2 separate regions of the Homo sapiens genome follow, and region 2 is linked to region 1. A link is a contact called in ENCODE Hi-C or POLR2A ChIA-PET data. All regions are on one chromosome and are shown on one strand. Each heading gives the region's core, a stretch centred on a gene start or an enhancer-like site at or near the end of the contact. The rest is flanking DNA. Distances are from core to core; before and after follow the strand shown.

What was found. Hi-C counts contacts between places; a loop is a spot of excess contacts on that map. ChIA-PET counts read pairs that join two places held with the same protein, here RNA polymerase II (POLR2A). Pooled maps may share reads with other maps.
Region 2: a pooled map shows a loop between it and region 1 (8-fold over the local background). The contact joins two enhancer-like sites. A Hi-C loop is called at or near these places in 1 of 37 single-sample maps with no recorded cell type and 6 of 50 pooled maps. POLR2A ChIA-PET finds 5 or more read pairs at or near these places in 1 of 52 experiments (OCI-LY7).

The regions. Positions count from the first base shown.
Region 1 is chr6:127,482,757-127,490,210 of GRCh38, forward strand. It overlaps MTCL3 (MTCL family member 3), which reads right to left. Exons shown (of 7, transcript NM_001400265.1): 5 at 157-228. SOGA3-KIAA0408 (SOGA3-KIAA0408 readthrough) reads right to left here. Exons shown (of 13, transcript NR_174482.1): 5 at 157-228. Among named protein-coding and RNA genes, the nearest start is that of KIAA0408, 27 kb to the left of the region's middle. RefSeq lists an enhancer at 1,548-1,677. Within about 2 kb of position 1,520, at least 4 of the 41 ENCODE cell types and tissues checked have a DNase peak (open chromatin) inside an H3K27ac peak, as active enhancers do.
Region 2 is chr6:128,253,801-128,261,213 of GRCh38, forward strand. All of the region lies in intron 3 of PTPRK (protein tyrosine phosphatase receptor type K), which reads right to left. Among named protein-coding and RNA genes, the nearest start is that of PTPRK-AS1, 230 kb to the left of the region's middle. Within about 2 kb of position 6,116, at least 2 of the 41 ENCODE cell types and tissues checked have a DNase peak (open chromatin) inside an H3K27ac peak, as active enhancers do.

The DNA.
Region 1 (7,454 bases), core at 270-2,769:
TATACTACCTGTATCTACAGCTACATAATTGATATGCAAATTTGACTTTGTTTTGCATAAGTTTATCTGGCCATTATATCTATTTATAAATGTAGTTTGTGATTATATACACTTAGAGGTACTTGGTGTACTAGTTGAAATTTTATTTCCACATACCTCTGTGGGAGTCTGTTGAGCCTTTTTTTCAGATTTTGGCAAATCTTTGCTTCCTCTTCTTTTTAAGGATAACTGAAACAAAGCATGAATATATTTAGTTGGATAAACTATAATTTTAATTCAATTTTATGTTTTTAAGTATTCTAGTCTCAAACGACAAAACCAAGACAAATAAAAAGAGTTAGTTCAATAATCATAAAAGGAGGAAAAAAAATCCTAAACCAGATAGATTTAGATATATTTTTACTTTGGACTAGGATACACATCACAGTAGAATGTAGCTGGCAATTATTTAATTTGAGAAATACAGGAAACCTACTGTGAAAATGCAGAAAAACAACAGACAAAATTGATTGTTGACTCAATATGATATATAGTTCAAATGTAAACAAATGCTTGTTAGCATTCCACATCACTGAAGGAAAAAAAGTAAGTTATTATTTCCAATGTTGGGAGTTAGGTTGCTATAAGCTTATGAACACACACTTTCAGTGAATTTATGTAGAATCGGAAGCACTTCATTCTCCCCTCACCACACATCACCCCCTTGCTCCTCCTCGACACGTGCAAAATGATAGGGCATGGTAGGGGTTGTAGTGAAATGGAGAAGGCATGCCCCATCTCAAGAAACAGGTGGACCAGCCACAGCTTCAGCTCATTGTGTGATACAGGAATGTGGGCTTTTACAAGAGAAGCTGGGAATCTGGATTCTTATGTAAAATCTCCCACATTTTACTGGCTGATCCTAATTAAAATTCAAACTAACACTTTGGAAGTCAAAGAATACACAGCTAGTGCCAAACTGTTTCAAGGACAAGCGTAATATGATCTCTGGTGCTCAGTTCCATTTCTCACACCAATATAAGAAGAAGGGTCTCTGTATGTAAACAATAATTATCCGTATGTATGACTGTCTACCATATACTACACATTGAGGGGGAGACTCAAAGTTTGATTAGATACTGCATCTACCATCAGGAAGCTGAAACTTAGCAGGGGAGGAGACAGAGAAGCAAACAATTACAGTGCAAATTGATAAATGCTATGCTTTAGGTTCTGTGAAGCAGGGGTTTTGATTTAGTGTGGCATCACCACCATAAAAATAGTGCTTGCCACATGGCAGGTGGTGAAAAAAATACTTGCTGAACTAATGATATATGAATACCAAATCGAGGTTCTGAGGTCAAAGAGAAGGACAGGGGTATAGACTGACAGTAAAAATAGGGAAGCCTTTTCCAAACAGGAGTCTTCATAAATTCGCAAAGAAATGAAAATTAAATTCTTCACATGTTAATTTCTAACCCATATCCACTGTTAAGTAAAGGCATACGTTCAAGCACAGAAGGCAGGGGAATACTTTGGTGCAACTGCTTTCATTCAGTATGAAACTGAAACTACACAGACAAATGAATAGCCCACGTGGTTATTCATTTCTAGTTCTTTACAGGAAGAAGTTCTTTCTGTTGCTTGTATAATCTTCTTAGAAAGGAAAGCTTGGGGACTGACTCACCATAACCAAAAAGTAATTTAGGAAGTAATCAACAAAACAGTCCCAAGAATACCAAGAATAAAGTGAGCTAAACTAAGAAACCTGGAACATTCTAGGTAGGGGCTGCCTACAAGAAGCGTTGAATTTGTTTCACTAAATACTTATTGAATGCTTGTATTTGAATTCACTCAATTATGTGTTTATTTAGTGACTACCAATGCACTTCATAACATACCTGTGACACAATAATAATGAAACCAATGTGATCTTTGCTCTTTTGGGGGTTCTCAGCTTACTTGGCATGATCTGTTCAGTCTGGAATTCAACACAGTGTTATGAAAGCAATGATAATACAAGAACAATATTAACTGTCATTGAGCCCTAATTCATGTCAACCCCTTCACATACATTATCTCAGCTAATTTTTAAACACTCCTTTTAGCCTCACTTTGCAGGTGCTGAAACTAAAGTTTACAGGGGTAACAGAAGTAGATGAATAAATTATCAAAAGCATCAGTTATCTCTGTGCTCCTCAGAACAGCATCATCAGTGTCACCCAGAAAGCTGTTGGAAAAGCAAATTCTTGAGATTCATCCCAGAACCACTGATTCAGAAACTCTGAGGATGAGGCCCAGTGATCTATGATTTAATAAGCTAAAGTTTGCAAATGTCTAAAGTTACTAGTTGGTAACAATAACTTCAGACCTTGACCCAAGTCTTTCTCATATCTAACTGTTAGCTATTAGATCACTAAGGAGAAAGACTTTATCTAATCTAGGGCTAGAGATGGTGTGGGGAGCTAGGGATAATTTCCAAAATGAGTAGCATCTTATCTAGAATCTGGTGCATGAGTAGTTAGCCAATGGAAGATGAAGAGGAGGAAAAGGGAAAAAAAAAGGCATTCCACATAGAAAAACCATTTCTGGGACAGAAATTCCATATGGGTGTTACAGAGTGAGAGGAGAGGAGTGACATGAGATTTGCTGGTGGCATAAGTCAGATCTTGAAGGACATTGAATAAAGATTGAATTTTATCTTATTCAGGTCAAATTATTGTCCTAGGGTCAACTTGGAGCACTAAATGCTCCTATTGAGCAAGAAATGTCATAATTAGACTGTCATAGAGATATACAAAGACACAAGGGTGGCAGTACAAATCGCTGTGAGATAAAGATGTTACATGCAGGGGTTTCAAGGGAAAGTATGTTCTAGTTCTGGAAATGTTTTTTGGTCTTTGTGTTTCATTCATTTCATAGGTATTTAGTTTCTGGTCTATATGTGGTACTGTATATATGCCAAACACATGTGACTAAGAAATATTGTACTCTTTCCCCAAAGAGCTAACTGTTTATAATGATAAAAAGGATGCAATTAGCAAAAACAGTGGGCAGAACTAACTCAGGGCAATAAATGAACAAAAAGGGACTGAGAGGGCAAAGGAAGAAGCTCTAATTCCAGATCTGGGGAATCAGAGAAAATCATTCAAGAGAACTGACTTTTGAAGGATATGCAAAATTTCAACAGAAATAAAACTGAACAAACTGTTGTAGGAGTAAAGATATAGAGGAATGAGTTTGCCTTTCAGATGCACTAACTCCTGAAAAGAAGTGATGGAGGTAGGGCCACTGTAGAGATGGGGTAAAAGAAGATGCAGAAAAGATTGAGGTCAGCTTGTGCAGCTGAGAAATTTAGACTTTATCCTGTGGGCAATGTTAAAATGAGACCTCTAAATTAATATAAGAGCAATGCTGAAATTAGGGCATTCTTTCCTAAGAGGCATTTTCTATTTTGCTTTTATTTAAATATCACTCAGGTGGAGTGTTAAGCTCAAATAAAGCTCTGAAGTAAAGCCTTCCCCTTGAATAAAGATACATTAGCTTTCAGGTGCCTTTAGGGCTGCTACTATGTGTAAGTATCACATTTGCATTTTCAATAAATATTTCATATTTTCATATTCCAGTAAGTTTATGTTAACTTTCTGAATCCTATGAAACAAAGATGAGACATTTCTATGGATACAGAAAGTTAGAGAAATAATGTGAGTCCAAGTAGTCCCTTTCCTGTGAGGATGAAACTGTGTAACCTCCCCCCTTGTCATCCTCCCCCACCATCATCCACTAAATCTTGTAACCTCTGCTAGGGGAGCAGTTGGGGAGGCCACAATGAAATCTCAGATTTTCATATTTGCTGGCAAAGCAGGCACTTCTCTAGATGGTTCTCTAGATAAATACGTTGAAAACATTTATTGTCCACTTCTTAATTCTTTACATTCCCAGCCTCAGCTTGTCCAAAAGAGGCTGCTGTTTTTTTTGATCATGAGAAGGCCAGGAATTAGAGAGTTTTGCCAGTAATTATTTTTTCACAGCAATGATATAAAATGGGTTGTTTGTTTTCTAAAAATGTTTTGAGATTATCTTCCTTTTCTCAATTAAAATTTACTCCACTTAGTATGTAGCATCTTTATGTTTTCAGCAATTAAACCACAGAGAAGAATGTGCCTAACATGCTACCAAAAGACATATTATGCATATAGAAGTCTCCTATGCTGTTGATAAAATTAAAGAGAGATTCATTTGTGTGGTAATTAAATCAAGAAGGAAACTATAGAGACATTAATATTTAGATCTTTTGAGCCCTAAATATGTGTCATGCACTTTTCTAAGCACTTTATATGTATCTACTCATTCAGACTGACAACAGACTTATTGACACCATTGTCTGAAGCACACAATGGATTTATCGCTCAGCTAGCTAGTGTTAGAACCAGGATGCAAATTAGCCAGTTTCAGAGTTCCCACTCTGAACAACTACATTATACTGTTACTTCGACAGAAAAAGGTGCAATTTAGATAGCAGGCTTATATTATTTCTGAGCATATCCTTTATGGTAACAGAGCGTGACAGCAAGGTTTGGGGTACTAGGTTACATATATGACACATGTGCAGAAGTTTTAATATTTTCAACACAGGGATCAGCAGAAGTGACATACACCACTTACTGGTTCTTAAATCAATCTGTAAATACTGTGACTATAGGGTAACACTGGGAGGGAGGCCCAGGGATTGCCTGCTGGAAGGAAACTGAAAAAGGTAGAAGCTCTGTCTCCAACTTGTCTTGGAAGGGGACAGAATGGGCTCTTGTTCCTAGAAGTCTTCCTCTTTTCCTTCTATTACATCCTTGACACTTACCCAGACAGACTGGCAGAGGCAGAACAGGTGAAGTGCCCAGAGAGCTTACTTAGGACCACATTCACTCTCTTCCCTAAAAGGGTGAGGCAGGATCCCAAGCTTCATACTAAGGCATGATCTTAAGGTCCAGAGGGGAATGTGGGTGAAGAAGAGGCACATGCCAGGGTGATCAAGCTGTATCATCCTGTGCAAAATCTTTCAGTGGCTTCCCATCTCACTGAGTTAGAGTCATGCTTTACTAAGGTATACCAGACCCTGACTACACACTGGATTTATTCTGGTAATGTTTTATAAAGACTTGACCAGATTTCAACCCAGACCAATTAAAACAGATTTTGGGATTGGGCCCAGACATTTTTTCAAAGCTCCCAGAGTGACTAGAATGTGTAGCTGGTTCTGTCAACTACCAGCCCACTCTATGTGGTCACCCCACCCCCCAATCCCACATCCCAAACAAGCCCTTCAACCTCATCTCCCACCACACTCCTCACTGCTTTCTTTGCTCTAGTGTCACAGGCATCCTTGCAGTTCCTCAAACATACCAAGTATGCCCTTGTTTGGGGCCTTTGGATTATGGCTTCCTCTGCCTGCAACATTCTTCCATCATATACTCTCATGACCCACTTCCATAGTCTCTTCAGGGTTCCTAATAAGAGAGACCTTCCCAGGCCATTTCATATCAAAAAGCAAATCCTTCGGCCATTCTCTTCCTTTGCATATTCCTTGTCTTCCTAATTCTGCTTTTTAATTTTTCCCCATAGCTCCTCTAATCTCACCAACTGACTTGTATATTTGTTTGTTTCAATGTCTGTTTTCTCATTCTGCAATGTGAGCTCCACAAGAGCAGGCTCCTAGAATTGGTCTCTGTTATAGCTCCTGCTCTTAGAAATATACCTGACACAAAGTAGTTGTTTAGTCTATGTCAGTTCAATGAGGAAACAGCCACTGTAGCTTTATTTCTTACCTAGATTTGTTTTGGAAGCGTTACTAAAAGTCAATAAATGATAACAGGTAAACAAAAGCCCATTTGAAAAGGTCTACTTTAAAAGTAGACCTTTAAAAAGCTGGAATATAAAATGGAAAGAAGCTGGAAAAATAAAAATGTCTTAGGCTTTTCAACAAAAAGACTAAAGAGTCAAAATTGTATGAGCTGAAAAGTATTTAAAACAGGACATATCACATATAGCTGGCCCTCTGTATCTACAGGTTTCACATCTGTGGATTCAACCAACCACAGATTGAATTTTTTTTAAGTACAACAATAAAAAATAATGCAAACTTAAAAATGATACAGTAAAAACCACTATTCACATAACATTTACATTGTATTATGTATCATAAGTAATCTAGAGTTGATATAAAGCACAGGCATACCTTGATTTATTGAGCTTCACTGTATTGTACTTCACAGATACCACAATTTTTACAAATTTAAGATTTGTGGAAACTCTGCATTGAGCAGGTCTATTCGTGCAATTTTTCTAAAAGCATGTGCTCATTTTGTGTCTCTGTGTTACATTTTGGTAATTCTCCCATTATCTCAGACTTTCTCATTATTATTATATCCATTATGATAATCTGGGATGAATGATCTTTGATGTTACTCTTTCAATTGTTTTGGGGCACGATTAACTTCACTGATATAAATTGGCTAACTTAAATGTGGTGTGTGTTCTATCTGCTCCACCAACTGGCTGTTCTCCCATCTCTCTCCCTCTCAGGCCTATTCCCTGAGACACAACAGTATTGAAATAGGCCAATTAATAACCCTACAATGGCCTCTAAGTTTTCAAGTGAAAAGAAGAGTCATATGTCTCTCACTTTAAATCAAAAGCTAGAAATAATTAAGCTTGGTGACGTAGGCATGTCCAAAGCCAAGATAAACCAAAAGCTAGGCCTCTTGTGACAAACACCTAGGCCTCTTAGCCAAGTTGTGAATGCAAAGTAAAAGTTCTAGAAATAAATTAAAAGTGCCACTCTAGTGAACACACAAATAATAAGAAAGCAAAACAGCCTTATTGCTGATATGCAAAAAGTTTTAGTGGTCTGGATAAAAGATCAAACAACCCACAACATCCCCTTAAGCCAAAGCTTAACCCAGGGCAAGGCCCTTACTCTTCAATTCTATGAAAGTGAAGGAAGAGAGGTGAGGAAGCTGCAGAAGAAATGTTAGAAGCTAGTGGGCATTGGTACATGAGGTTTAAGGAAAGAAGCCATCTCCATAGCACAAAAGGGCAAGGTTCAGCAGCAAGTGCTGATGTAGAAGCTGCAGCATGCTATTGGGAAGATCTAGGTAAGATGATTGGTGAAGGTGGCTACACTAAATAATAGACTTTCAATGTAGATAAAACAGCCTTCTATTGGAAGAAGATGCCATCTAGAACTTTCATAGCTAAAAAGGAGAAGTCAATGCCTAGCTTCAAAGCTTCAAAGACAGGCTTTCTTGTTGGGTGCCAAAATAGCTGATAATTTTAAGTTGAAACCAATGCTCATTTACCATTCTGAAAATCCTAGGGTCATTAAGAATTATGCTAAACCTATTCTGCCTCTGTTCTATAAATGAAAGGACAAAGCCTTTATGACAGCATCTCAATTTACAGCACAGTTTACCAAATATTTT
Region 2 (7,413 bases), core at 4,866-7,365, 780 kb after region 1:
TACATGTACCATCATACTAAATATCTATTAACAGATGAAATCTGATGACAGTATGCACTTACAAAGAAAAGCAACCTTTAAGTAAACCAGATGATTAATTTTGAGTGAAGAGATAAGATAAATGGATGAGCCTACATACAGACAAAGTTCAGCCAGATGCTAAACTTGAGTTTTCACATCACAAATTCAGATATATTAATAAGTAATTGTTTTGTTTAAACCTCTTGTAAAAAGAGAATTCTCTACTTACATAATATTGATTTAAGAATTAAGTAATTTCAAAAGTATTGTGAACTTTCCCTACTGAAAAAATTAGTTATGGTTGGAGGGGAGAGGAGAAAGGTTTTGACATAAAGTTTGTAAGAGTAACTAGTTTGTGTACTCTTAGTTGAATTTAGGGATAGAACGCCTGTGAACTTTTATTTTCTGTTTTATTTTACAAGACAAATAGTCAAGAACAGTGATATCATTAGCTATATAACGTTTAAATAGCACAAATATAATTACATATTATTATATAATTTATGATGTTAGTGCTTTTAGCTAGTAAAAGCCCAGCTGAAATTGAAAAATATTTACGAAGAGATGTAACAAACAATACGTTTGACAGTCAGGTTCAACAGGAGAAAATAATAGGGAACTTTAGAAGATATCCCAGAACGACTAAAAATAATGGGTGCAAACACACAAATATGCATATCTATATTTGTCTTGACTTTTTTCTTAAAACATATATTTAAAATGAAGACATTAAAAGTATATGGTTCACTTGATTCTTTGCAGAAGATGAACTCAAATTTTTGACGATATGCTTAAGAAAATATTCATGTGTCATAAATCAGCAAAAGATGAAGTCTGTAAGACTTTAAGAATCTTGCTAAAAATTTTAAGGCAAAATATTTTTATCTAGAATACTCAGAGATTATTCAGAAGTTAGTCAAAAAAAAAAGAAGGAAACGACATCCTTTTCATATCACAAACTTTTTGAAGAATACCTATGACCTCTCTGGGTGTCCGACAATCAGTAAAAATGGGTTGAAGCAGAGAAATTAAGAAATACTAGGGAGAAATAAATCCTTGGAACTTTTTGTACAATTATAAAGGCTTGAAACTCTACTTTTAAAATGGGCCTGATTCATAGACCAATGTTGTTACCCATATAAAACAAAATAAGTGGAATAAAATCAGGGTTTTGTTTTGTTTTTCTTGAGCCAGAGTCTTGCTCTATCGCCCAGGCTGGAGTACAGTGACGCGATCTCAGCTCACCACAACCTCCGCCTCCTGGGTTCAAGTGATTCTCCTGCCTCAGCCTCCTGAGTAGCTGGGACTACAGGCGCCCGCCACCATGCCCAGCCAATTTTTGTATTTTTAGTAGAGACGGGGTTTCACCATGTTGGCCAGGATGGGCTCGATCTCCTGACCTCATGATCCACCCACCTCGGCCTCCCAAAGTGCTGGGATAACAGGCGTGAGCCACCATGCCGGGCCCTAAATCAGGTTTTAAGGATAGATGGAGAGAGATAAACTCATCTTCATTGAGAACACAATATGGGAGATGGTGAAAAAGACGAGGGAAAGCATTAATTTTATTGGCAGTATCTAGTCATAAGTGAGGGAAAGCACTAGACATTATAATGACCAAGTGCCTCCTTTAATAAAGAGTGTATAGAATAGAAACTAACATAAAGTGATTTAGGAGGACTGAAAGAGCCACTCAAATGATTTTAGATGTTGTCTATGAAAACAGAAGGCCTTTGCCAAAGACATCAGGAGATATTTAACCTGTTTAACCTTTGCACTGACTCCACATATCGGCATTAAAGTATGAACAAATTATCAAGATGCTGAAGGCTGAAAAATACTGGTAAGACAGATCAGGTCAAAAGTTATCAAAACATGGTCCTGGCAACAAAAGCATCAACAACACCTGGAAACTTCTTGGAAACTCTGTGGGTGGGACCCACCGATCCATGGTTTCAGAGCTCCTGCAGGTGATACTGATGCAGGCTAAAATGTGAGAACCATTCATCTAGGCTGATCTCCAAGCTGAGCTAAAAGTTACATGACAGTTTCAATCCTATAGGTTTTCTTCCTTCAGAACTTTTTCCTTTTCAAGAAAAAAACTGTAAGTAGATTCATAGGTTTTCTTTATCAGATAGCCAGCTAAAACAAAAATATAAGCCTGTATAAAATACCAATTTTTAAAAATTTGAACAATTAGCCATGTATTTATTCAACAAGAAGAAATTTATGGAGTGTCTAATATTTGCTGGACTAATATCTGACAGAAAGAAATACCTAATTTTTGGTCCCTGTCCTCAAGAGAGTCACAATGTGGCAGAAGAGATAAGCATGGTAGGAAATAACTATAGCACAGTTATATGTGATAAAGCAGAGTTAGAACGCTATGAGAGTTCAGGGGAGAGAGAAAATTACTCCACCTGGGAAAACAGCAAGACTTCAGAGAAAGCGACCTTTGAAACATCCTTCATTAACCCAGCACTTAGTGAGCACACACTATTCTAGCCGCTAGGGATACGAAGATGGATAAAAGGCAGAGCCACACCTTTTAGAAGGTAAACCTCTATGACATATGTAGAGCAATAATGTAAAACAAGAGAAAGAGTAGGCAAACTATGTTCTTCATTTTTTTTTTTTTTTGAGATGGAGTCTCGTTCTGTTGCCAGGTTGGAGTGCAGTGGCGATCTTGGCTCACTGCAACCTCCAACTCCCGGGTTCAAGCACTTCTGCCTCAGCCTCCCGAGTAACTGGGATTACAGTTGCATGCCACCACACCTGGCTAATTTTTGTATTTTTAGTAGAGACGGGGTTTCACCGTGTTGGTCAGGATGGTCTCGATCTCCTGACCTCGTGATCCGCCCGCCTCAGCCTCCCAAAGTGCTGGGATTACAGGCGTAAGCAACCATGCCCGGCTGTAGGCAAACTATTTTCTATCTGGGAAAGCGGACAATGATTCAAAAAAAAGATGATTCCAAGCAGTTTTAAAACACTGCAAAAAAAGAGGGCGTTACAGACCAAATAAGGTGTATTTGCAAAAGACTGACAAGAGGAAATATAATGAGCTATTGGCACAAGCAATTTTGTAGAACATCTAGTTAGGAAGAATAGAACAGAAGAGATTAAAACCTGGGAGATGGAGTGGCTCATGCCTGTAATCCCAGAACTTTGGGAGGCCGAGGCAGGAGGATCACATGAGGTCGGGAGTTCGAGACCAGACTGACCAACAAGGAGAAACCCCGTCTCTACTAAAAATACAAAATTAGCCAGGCATGGTGGCACATGCCTGTAATCCCAGCTACTCGGGAGGCTGAGGCAGGAGAATTGCTTGAACATGGGAGGCGGAGATTGTGGTGAGCCCAGATCACGCCATTGCACTCCAGCCTGGGAGACAGAGAGAAACTCCATCCAAAAAAAAAAAAAAGACACCTGGGAGATAGGAAGCTGGGACCTTATCTTGCATGGACTTCTACACCACAAAAAGGAGTCTGCCTTTTTTCATTTTATTTTATTTTATTTTTGAAGGTGTTGTAATGCCTTTAAAGGGTTCTACATGAGGGATAATGTGATTTGCACCTTAAAAAGGTCAGTGTGGTAGCAACAACCAGATTCAAGAACTGGAATCTCATCAGAAAGACCTAAACATGTAATAGTATGCCTAAATATGCTTGGATATTAGTCAACCAATCAAGAAATATTTATTGCATACCTACGTGTACAATAATGTGGAAAGATTTAGATTTTAGTGCTATATTAACATACATATTTATGGAGAGATCAAACACATTATATATTCAGGAAAACAAATTTGTGTATGTAATTTTTTAATCCAAAATGCAATAACAAGTGTTTAAAATAAATAAGTCTCAGAAAGGCTTCACTTAAATTTAATTTCAGACTTAAAATAATGTCATAAACATTGTCTTCACTCTAAGATTTATAAGATAAGTGAAATGATGTAATAAAATGCCAACTTTTCACCCCTTTCAATTTAAGCTAAATTCAGTTTTCAAAGATAGGTGTGATGGAAATTCATTTTTAATTTTCTCTATACTGCGTGTCACCAAAAAAACCAACATGATATACTCAACTAATCTAGTTCAAAGTTCCAGTTCTCAAAAATATGAAGGTTCTCTGATTTGTAAATAGACCTAAACTTTATTGTCATGGCTCATAATAAATCCTGGGAGAAAGAAAAATGGCCAGAATATATTTTATTCAGAAATCAATTAGGACCACTGAGAATTATTTAAATGTGATAATTTGAGGGGATACACACAGGGAGGAAAGTGTCTGAGAATAAAATCATTTTCTTTATACATAAACTAAATTTTATTCTCTTTAAGAAATAAGGCCTTTAAGAAAATCACCATTCTGCTTGTCCCTATATTCTTCTATAAGAAAATAGTGATTATGTGAAATTCCTTAAAATTTCTATAATAAAGACCAAAATATAATGTTAAATCAAGCAAGTGTTACAACATCCATTTGACTATGTTAAAAAGATCAAAATATGTTACATAAAACTGATATCACAGAGTAATCATGCATGGTTTAACTGGCTAATATCTCTCCCTTACCTCTTCCTGAAGTGCTCATGCTAACACTAGAGATAACTGACCAGAAAAATCCAAGGCACTGGGAAAATGAAATAAAGGAAACAAATACTGAATAAAAATGTTAGTTTCGCTATGTACTTTTTTCATTGTATATGTACTTTTTCATTAGATAATTATTTCTCGAGCACCTGATATGTACAAGAGATGAAAAACATAAAACAAAGTTGATGTCTTCATGGAAAACAGGCTAGTATGGAAGAAAGACACTAAACAAGCATATGGAACAGTGACCAAAGTGCTAAGGCAAGGAGGCAAAGGAGTTAACGAACAGAAGGGTAGAGACGGGGTAATTAGGTCAGCCTCTGAGAAGGCAAAATATGAGTAGAGACCAGAATGGGAAGATGGAGGTAATGCCATTCCAGGCGGAGGGAATGACAGGCACAAAGACTTTGAGATACGAATGATCTTGGAGCATTCCACGATCAGAAAGCTGAATGAGGGAGGCAGAGAGCAGAAGACAATTTAACGTGGAGCTAGCCAATAACTGGATTTGGATTTTATTGACTCCATTGAGAAGCCAGTGGAGGATATGGGGTAGAATTCCTAAGTTCCTGATATCTGACATGTGTTTTTAAAAGATCAGTCTGCTGTGAGGAGAAGAGCCTCAGAGAGGTAATAAGGGAAGCTGGGAGAAGTGTGGGGAGGTCCATGTTTGAGGAGGGAGACAGGGAAAGCATGGATTTTTAGCAGTGCTTCCCAAATGCTTTTATATTATGAAAAACAAACAGGAGATGACAACAACTGTGTGGCACCTTGAAGTAAAAAGACAACTGTCATAGTTCCAGGCTCCACCCTATAGGCTAGGTTATCACACTACAAATTTTTCAACACCTGCAATACCACTGTCAGGGAACACCAGTATGCCACAGCTCAAAACCACTAAACTAAGAGTGAGAAATTGTCAGATTGGGACAGGTTGCTTAAAAATAGAATATGAAGAGGAAAGCTTTTCACAATAACCTAATTAAGGAAACCAAAACATTATGTATTATGATTCCACTGAATATCAAGTTTAATATGCACATGCACACACACATATATAATGTACATATATGCACATACATACATGCATATGTATGTGCCACCTGTCAAAATATTAGGAGTCATCTCTAGAAAGCAGAAGGTGAGATTATGGATTACTTTCATTTTCTGTGTATTTCTTCAATGATTTCGTTACTTACAGTAAGTTTGCACTGGTTAAGTAACACGAATAGAGAGAGGCAAAAAATTTCAAGTATGTTTTAGAAGTATAATTCAGTGTGTGTTCAATTTTCATTCTTTTATGTGAAAATCATAAATCCCTAGGAAAGGGCCATAAAAATTCTAAGTATACTACCTTTCTAGCAGTTGAAGATATAACTTAAAACATTCTTTCCTTTTCATTTAAAGAAAGTTAAAAGGAAACTAAAAAAATGTGACTTCCTTCTGTAACATAAGAACCCTTCCACACAACTGCTTTCATTTTCCAGTCCATAACATATGTAAAGCAAACGTACAACATGGACGTAATTTCATAGGAAAGGCCTTAAACTATATAGACCCAATTAACAGTAGTCATCTTGGGGGAGAAATTGAATGAAATGGGTGAAATGAGTTTCACTTTTCATTTTACTGATGTCTGTATTTGAATATTTATAAGTATTTATCAAAATATAATTGCATAATTTAGAAAATCTTTTTTTAGACCTATAGAGTATATTATTCTCTGGATTACACTTCTGATGACATGGCTTCCTAAAATATATTTTTTTTTATTCTATTTTTTAAAAGATTGGATTTCATTCTAAATGTAACAGAACAGGCTTATAGCAGAGGAGTGACATAATCTGAATTATGATCTGAAGAAGTTTGTTTTGATGACTGTGAGAAGTGGTTTGTGGGAGACCAAGATCCAGAAGCAGAGACAATGTTAAGGAGACCACTGCAGTTGTTGAAGGAAAAGATGACGGCATTAACCCTGAGGATGCCCAAAAATAAAATAGAGAAGATGGCCTTTATCATTGCTACCCACAATATCTAGCATAGCAAATGGCATGTAGTAAGCCTCCTATAAAGAGGTATTCGGGTAAGAAAGTTAGGAAGAGAGGCCAGCCATCCAGAAGGCTGGGATGGAGATTACCGCTTTTCTAATTGGAGCTGGAGAAGCGAAACATGTTTCTTGAAGATGCTTGTATAATGTCCATTTATGAAAGCAGTTTCCTAATCTCCTAATAAATAAAAGACTCATATAACCACTACCACAACAAATTTGGAAGCAGGGACAACAAAAATTATTTCAAAACAAGCTTAGTTCTCCGTTCAACTCCAGTATTTAAGCATGTGGTCCCTGAACTTTCATGTACATTCACTGAACTTTCATGTACATTAGAAGATGCTGCAAAAATATAGGAAGTTGTAGTAAGTTACTTTAAAGACACCTAAAAAATACTGCTTTAGCAAGCTTAACATTTAATGATATAGTTGTCCTCTAAGATCTGAAAATAAAAATTTAAATTGCAAAACAAACATGCATTTTCTTAGTTTTTCCATCTCTTTTTATGTATAGGCTGAGGTCTCTACTTAGTATTTCATCCTGAGCTTATATAGCAATAGTTTCTGTTTTACCCCTCTTGATCTGTCAATCTATCAAGCCTCTAAACTTCATTTTCTATTTTACCCATCCAAATTTAAATTCCATGTTGTCTTTATTTATTTTATATTCCAAGCTCAGTGCTCCAAATAAAACTTTCAAAAAAGAAAAACCCATCAATTTTTGTTCAAACATATTAGATGATTC